2 separate regions of the Homo sapiens genome follow, and region 1 is linked to region 2. A link is a contact called in ENCODE Hi-C or POLR2A ChIA-PET data. All regions are on one chromosome and are shown on one strand. Each heading gives the region's core, a stretch centred on a gene start or an enhancer-like site at or near the end of the contact. The rest is flanking DNA. Distances are from core to core; before and after follow the strand shown. Region 1 overlaps PARP14 (poly(ADP-ribose) polymerase family member 14). Region 2 overlaps KPNA1 (karyopherin subunit alpha 1).

Region 1 (3,329 bases), core at 360-2,859, 210 kb before region 2:
TACATGAATAGCTCTGGCAGAAAATAAACCTTAATTAAATAGTACTTAACATTAGTTGTATATGTGCAGAATAGCCCTTCTGAGGACAAACCCAACAGCCCCATGCCCTAAAGATGTTTGAAAGCCCTGAAAATATCAACTCTCACCACAAACTGGGAGGTTAATTTCTAGGGTAGAGGATTTTATGTACCCCTCTCTCTCCCTGGGCCCAAGACCAGGCAGAGGGAGATTTGAATATGTGACAGAAGCTCCTCTTTGTCCCTTTGCCCAAGGAATAGTAGGTCTTTCATTCCATTTTAATTCAAACCATACTTTCATCCAGTTTTCCCAACACATGAAAACTGAGTTGGGAAAAGGGAGGTTCCTTCAAGTACCTTGTTGAAACAACTTCTCTCAAGTGGGTGGCATACCACATTATCCTATGTCATGCCCCACCCTGATTAATCCCAGGCACAGTTTTCCTTCTTTTCCCAAGAAGCCTGGCCCCCTAATTCCTTCTGCTCAGCCTTGACTTCTGAACACAAGTGGAACCTCCAAGCTGACCTTGCATATGCCTCAGAGAACTGGCAGTCTATATCACAAAACACTCAGAAGTGTTTCTCTAAGGTTCAGCTAGACATGGGTTTCACAGGGTCACTCCAAACAATAGTCCAGCAGGCATCCACTGGTCATGTGAAACCACTCCTGTCCATTTTTGAATGATGATACAATAGGTGAAAGGAGTGGTACTTTATAGGAACTCTATGAGTTGCTGAGTATTTCTTTACCTAACCTTGTCATAATTAATTTGAGAGCTTCTATCAAGTGTGTGGCTAAAACACAGATCATCTCCTTTTTAATATATTATTTCAAAGATCCCAAGAATATATTTTTCAGCCCATCATAGGTAGAGACTCATGAAAAAACCTCCTTATATCTTTCAAAAACTTGATTTTGCTTCTCTAAAGTCTGAATCACTGGCCTTATTAAGCATCATATCGCAGATGAACAGGATTATTTATTCAATTCCCAAAGAAATACATAAATAAACAAATAAAACACATCAGAACTAAATTTATAACTATTAAGCTCTGCTAATAATGGCCTAGATTATGCCAGGTATGACAGGTTAATAAATATTACCTTTTCTGTCAAAAAATTCAATCAGAGCTGAACTCTCTTCAGGAAAATATTCAACATTGGCAACTCTTCCCCCTCCATTATAGGGATTTTCAAAGAAAAGTTTTAAACTGTAGTCATCAGCACCAGGTGGCAGGTTTTCAACCCTGATTGTGTTTGTCACTTCCAGAAGTCTTGGAGAAAGCTGAAGTTGTTTAATTGAATGGTGCTTGGTACAATCATCAACAAATCTTATAGTATCTACAAACCAAAAAAAAAAAGAAAGAAAATCAGTAAATTTTTATTGTATCTTTATGTTGTATAGAAGAAAATGTCTGGCTACTAATTGAAATAAAAGGAAGAGCTAAGCACTCCATTTTTAGACACAAGATTTTAATACCTACATGAGAATTTACATACCTAAAACTCCCAGTCGCTGGGCGACACACACACGAATGTCTTACTTGGATTGCTGCCACTGAGCTGTGTCCCCACTTCCTGCCCCAGACCTCACCAACCCTCCTGAGGGTTTTCCCTACAAATCTCATTTCACCCCTTTCTCAAGCCCTTCAATGGCTCCCCATTACCTGCAGGTATGAGCGTTGACACTCCTCAGCCAGGTGTACAATGCCCTTGGTGATGTGACTCGAAACTAATTTCCAAGCATCACCTTCGGTTATTCCCTGCCATTCATTTTATTGTCCGTGTTGCCACAAAAACTAGTCATTATTTTTGTAAAACCCCTTCTCCTTGAAAGGGTCTTTGTGTATACAATTTCCTGCATTTGGAATGCTCTTCTCTAGTTTTTGTCTTGATCCTATTCATCTTTTAGGACTCAACTCAATTGTCTCTTTAATAATAAGTATTGGCCGGGCGTGGTGGTTCATGCCTGTAATCTAAGCACTCTGGGAAGCCAAGGCAGGCGGATCACCTGAGATCAGGAGTTCGAGAAAAGCCTGGCCAACATAGTGAAACTCCGTCTCTACTAAAAATACGAAAATTAGCCAGGCATGGTTGTGCGCGCCTGTAGTCCCAGCTACTCAGGAAGTTGAGGCAGGAGAATCACTTGTAGTGAGCTGAGATCACGCCACTGCATTGCATTCCAGCCTGGGCGACAGAGCAAGACTCTATCTTAAAATAATAATAATAATAAGTATTGATGGTGGGCCCACGATGTGCCAGGCACTGTGCTAGGATCTGAGGATACAGAAATAAATATAACAAATCTTTGCCAGTGCATCATCCATGTGGGAGCAAGTCTTGAGAGCAAATAAATTGCCTATTGTGGGATCAAATGAGGTGGGAAGACTAATACTGGGAATCAGACAATGGTTCCCAGAGTAAGTGGCTCTGATCTGGGTTTTGAACAATGAAGAGGGGTTTACCAGATGGATAGGGAAAGATCTATGTCAAGCAGATGGAATATATTCTGGACATTATGAATATAAACTTCACAGAAGCAAGACCAAGCCACCTTGTTTGGGTCCCTTTCCTCCCATTTCCCACAGCTTTTTGTTCACAGCTTAGAGACAGCTTCTTCTCTTGGACCTTCTTTATTTGTTTACATATGGGCTTCCTCCCTGACCCCAGGCTATGAGTTTCTCAAGGGCAGGAACCTGATTATTCATCTCTGTGCCCACAGCACCTAGACCAGTGCCTGGCACATATTAAGCATTCAAGATTCTGATCGATGAACAAAAGCAAGTCCATTTAGTTTTTCCTTTGTAAGAAACAGTAATAAATTTGAAATAAGAATAGCTCCCTTTCAGTCATTACTACGTCTCAGGTACTACGTTAAGTTGTTAAGCACTTTTCTTTTTCTTTTCTTTTCTTTTTTTTTTTTTCAGACACGGGGTCTCACTCTGTCACCCAGGCTGGAGTGCAGTGGCATGATCTTGGCTCACTGCAATCTCTGCCTCCCAAGCTCAAGTGATCCTTCCACCTCAGCCTCCTGAGTAGCTGGGAGGACGGGTGTGCGCCACCATGCCTGGCTAATTTTTGTATTTTTTTTGTAGAGATGCAGTTTCACTATGTTGCCCAGGCTGCTCTCAAACTCCTGGACTCAGGCAATCCATCTGCCTTGGCCTCCCAAAGTGCTGGAATTACAGGCGTGAGCCACTACACCTGGCCCTATGTTAAGTACTTTTCAAACATTATCTCATTCAATCTTTACAAAAACTATATTAGGTAGGTATTATTGTACCATTTTATAGATGAGGAAAGTGAGGCAT
Region 2 (3,488 bases), core at 756-3,255:
AACTTTTTCTTTTTCAAAATTGTTTTGGTCTGGGTGCAGTGACTCATGCCTGTAATCTCAGCACTTTGGGAGGCCGAGGCGGGAAGATTGCTTAAGCACAGGAGTTTGAGACCAGCCTGGGTAAGGTGGCGAGACACCATCTCTACAGAAAGAACAAAACAACAACAACAGCAACAACAACAAAACTAATTAGCATGCACCTATAGTCCCAGATACTCAAGAGGCCGAGGTAGAAGGATTGCTTGAGCCCAGAAATTCGAGGCAGCAATGAGGTATGATTGTGCCCCTGCACTCCAGCCTGGGCGTCAAAGCGAGATCTCATCCCTTAAAAAAAGTAAAACGTTGTTTTGGTTATTGTAGGTCCTTCACATTTATATGAACTTTAGAATCAGCTATTCAGTTTGTACATGAAAGCCTGCTGGGAATTTGATTGGGATTATGTTGAATCTATAAATCAGTTTGGAGAATTGATACTGTTAACAATCTTGAGTCCTCTGACCCATGAGCACAGTATCTTCATTTATTTATGTCATCTTTCTTTCTTCCTTTCCTTTGCTTTCCTTTATTTTATTTATTTTTTTTATTATTATTTTTTTTTGAGACGGAGTCTCACTCTGTCTCCCAGGCTGGAGTGCAGTGGTGTGATCTCAGCTCACTGCAACTTCTGCTTCCCTTGCTCAAACAATTCTGCTTCAGCCTCTCAAGCAGCTGGGATTATAGGCGCCCACCACCATGCCAGCTAATTTTTGAATTTTTAGTAGAGATGAGGTTTCACCATATTGGCCAGGCTGGTCTTAGGTGATCTGCCTGCCTCGGCCTCCCAAAGTGCTGGAATTACAGGCGTGAGCCACTGTGCCCGGTCATGTTTATTTTTTATAATTGAGATTTTATTGGTTGTGTTGAGGATTAGTATACAGACATTTCAGTTTGTACACAGTTCTTATGTACTAAAAATCTAAAAAGCTGTGTATTGTAATTCTTTTTTAAACAGTTATTCCAGTGAGTTTCCAGCTTAAAATCTGGAGGCAAATTTTTAAGAGGCTGTCCAGTACCAGTATCTTAAAATGTTAAGTTACTGCATACATCCCACCAATTCACAGTTTAATAGCATATATACTACATATTCAAATTTTCAATCTTTTGCAGTACATTAACAAAGTTATTAGGAAAACAGCACTACCATGACTGAAGATTTTACAGAGTATGCACAATTCTGATAGGGAGAGCCATGATCAAGGAGTGGTTTTCTTTAGGAAACAATTCTGCTAAAAAATAACATAGGAATAGAAGTAATTTAAAATATTCAAGACATTAAATGCAGGACTGTGATTCCATATTGCCATTTTGTATACTTTGTATTGTAGGATATAAAAACTAATCCCTCATCTATGGAATGTCAGAGCCTCCCATAATTCAGTATCCCACACTATTTTCTGGTTGTACCAAAAAATAAACAACCAGCAAATGATTTCACCTCTTAAGAAAAGCATTTACACTTAAAAAATGGGATGAGGTGGGATTCCCTCCTTTTAAAAATGTTTCTAGAGCTACTAGAAAACTTATATTTACAAAATAGTTTATGAAAATATTCCTCTAGGCTGGGCACGGTGGCTCACACCTGTAATCCCAGCACTTTGGGAGGCTGAGGCGGGTGGATCAGCTGAGGTCAGGAGTTCAAGACCAGCCTGGCCAATATGTTGAAGCCCCGTTTCTACTAAAAATACAAAAATTAGCCAGGTGTGGTAGTGGGCGCCTGTAATCCCAGCTACTTGTGAGGCTGAAGCAGAAGGATTGCTTGAACCTGGGAGGTGGAGGTTGTAGTGAGCCTAGACCATACCGTTGTACTCCAGCCTCGGCAACAAGAGTGAAACTCCAATTTAAAAAAAACAAAACAAAACAACAACAATGAAAAAACCAGAAAATTCCTGTGGATAGTACAAGAAGGGAAACAGGAATGACTCATAAGACAAGGTATGTGATATTAATCACACTTGGCTTTTTTTTCCTCTGGCTTTCTCAGTTTAGTTTCTCTGTTTTCTGTAGGTAGGTAAATCTTTAGTTTCTTGGTTTGCCACTGCGATGTATTTTCTCTGCTTTCCTTTTCACTTTTGTTTTGTCTGAAGATGTATCCTTTCCTGCTGCCTTTTTTGGTTTCCTGTCCACTTTTGTAGGAGCAGAGTTAGCTGAGAACTGTGCTGGGTCTCCACCTGGGCTCTTCCTTCACTATCCCTTCAGCTGAGCTGACCTTCCTTCCTCTTTGATATTTTGGTGGTGGAGAGGCGCGAGAGCCTTGGTGAAGCTAGGCTGCCTAGCTATTGCTGTCCTGTCCCGTCCCATCCCGTCCCATCCCGTCCTCCCCAGTCTCTACCAGCTACTGAGACCTGCTGCGGGGGTTAGGTCATCTTTACATTCTCTTAGCAATTTGTAGTTTTTGGTGTATAGGTCTTACAGATTTTTATCTTTTGTCAGATTTTTCCCTAAGTATTTCATTTTTATTGATGCTGTTGTAATTGTTATTTTTTAGATTTCAGTTGTTCATTGTTAATATGTAGAAATGCAATTTAATTTTGTATATTGATCTCCTAAAGCTTGCTGAACTCACTTGTTAGTTCTAGTCCCTTTGTTATAGATTCCATTGGGTTTTTTACATAGGCAATCATGTCATCTACAGATAAAAGTTTCCTTATTTTCCATTCTTATCTGGATGACTTTTATTTCTTTAACTTGTTTGGTTGTACTGACTAGAACTTAATGGTGCAGTGTTGAATGAAAATAATAAAAACAGACCTATCTGTTTTATTTCTGACCTTAGATGAAAAGTAGTGGGTCTTTCATTACCTGTGATGTTAATGACAGGTTTTTCATATATAGTCATGTACTATATAACTATGTTTCCATCAGCTATGGAGCACATATATGATGTGGTCCCATAAGATTATAATTACCATATTTTTACTGTACCTTTTCTATGTTTTGATATGCAAATTTTTACCTTTGGGTTAAAATCGCCTCCAGTGTTCAGTACAGTAACGTGCTGTACAAGTTTGTAGCCTAGGAGCAATAGGGCATATCATATCGCCTAGGCGTGTAGTAGCTATTCCATCTAGGTTTGTGTAACTACAATCTGTGATGTTCACATGATGATGAAGTCGTGTGATGTATTTCTCAGACTCTTGTTAAGTGATGCATGTGTGTATTTTATGAGATTAAGGAAGTTCTCTCTCTTTTTAAAAAGTTTTTATTTCTATGTATGTTCTTATACAGTATGCTAAAGAAAAACTTTTTTAGGAGAGTTTCTTTAAAACCTTAAAAAAAAATTTCATTGAGCCCAAAATGTCATATGACGTTAAGGAAGTTCTCTTCTGTTCCTAGTTGAATAGATATATAAATGTTTAGAGTTCTTACATCTTCTTGATGAATTGACTCCTTGATCATTATGAAATTACCTACTTTCTGATATATTATTTATCTTGAACCAACTTGTCTGA

The links. A loop is a pair of places that touch in the nucleus more often than their neighbours do. ChIA-PET counts read pairs that join two places held with the same protein, here RNA polymerase II (POLR2A). Pooled maps may share reads with other maps.
Region 1: a map of breast epithelium shows a loop between it and region 2 (11-fold over the local background). The contact joins two enhancer-like sites. A Hi-C loop is called at or near these places in 1 of 168 maps with a recorded cell type or tissue (breast epithelium), 3 of 37 single-sample maps with no recorded cell type and 7 of 50 pooled maps. POLR2A ChIA-PET finds 5 or more read pairs at or near these places in 2 of 52 experiments (OCI-LY7 and activated CD8-positive, alpha-beta memory T cell).

What each region holds. Positions count from the first base shown.
Region 1 is chr3:122,693,456-122,696,784 of GRCh38, reverse strand. It overlaps PARP14 (poly(ADP-ribose) polymerase family member 14), which reads right to left. Exons shown (of 17, transcript NM_017554.3): 5 at 1,123-1,359. Among named protein-coding and RNA genes, the nearest start is that of PARP14, 14 kb to the right of the region's middle. Within about 2 kb of position 1,609, at least 3 of the 41 ENCODE cell types and tissues checked have a DNase peak (open chromatin) inside an H3K27ac peak, as active enhancers do.
Region 2 is chr3:122,481,753-122,485,240 of GRCh38, reverse strand. All of the region lies in intron 2 of KPNA1 (karyopherin subunit alpha 1), which reads left to right. Among named protein-coding and RNA genes, the nearest start is that of KPNA1, 31 kb to the left of the region's middle. RefSeq lists an enhancer at 2,010-2,069. Within about 2 kb of position 2,005, at least 7 of the 41 ENCODE cell types and tissues checked have a DNase peak (open chromatin) inside an H3K27ac peak, as active enhancers do.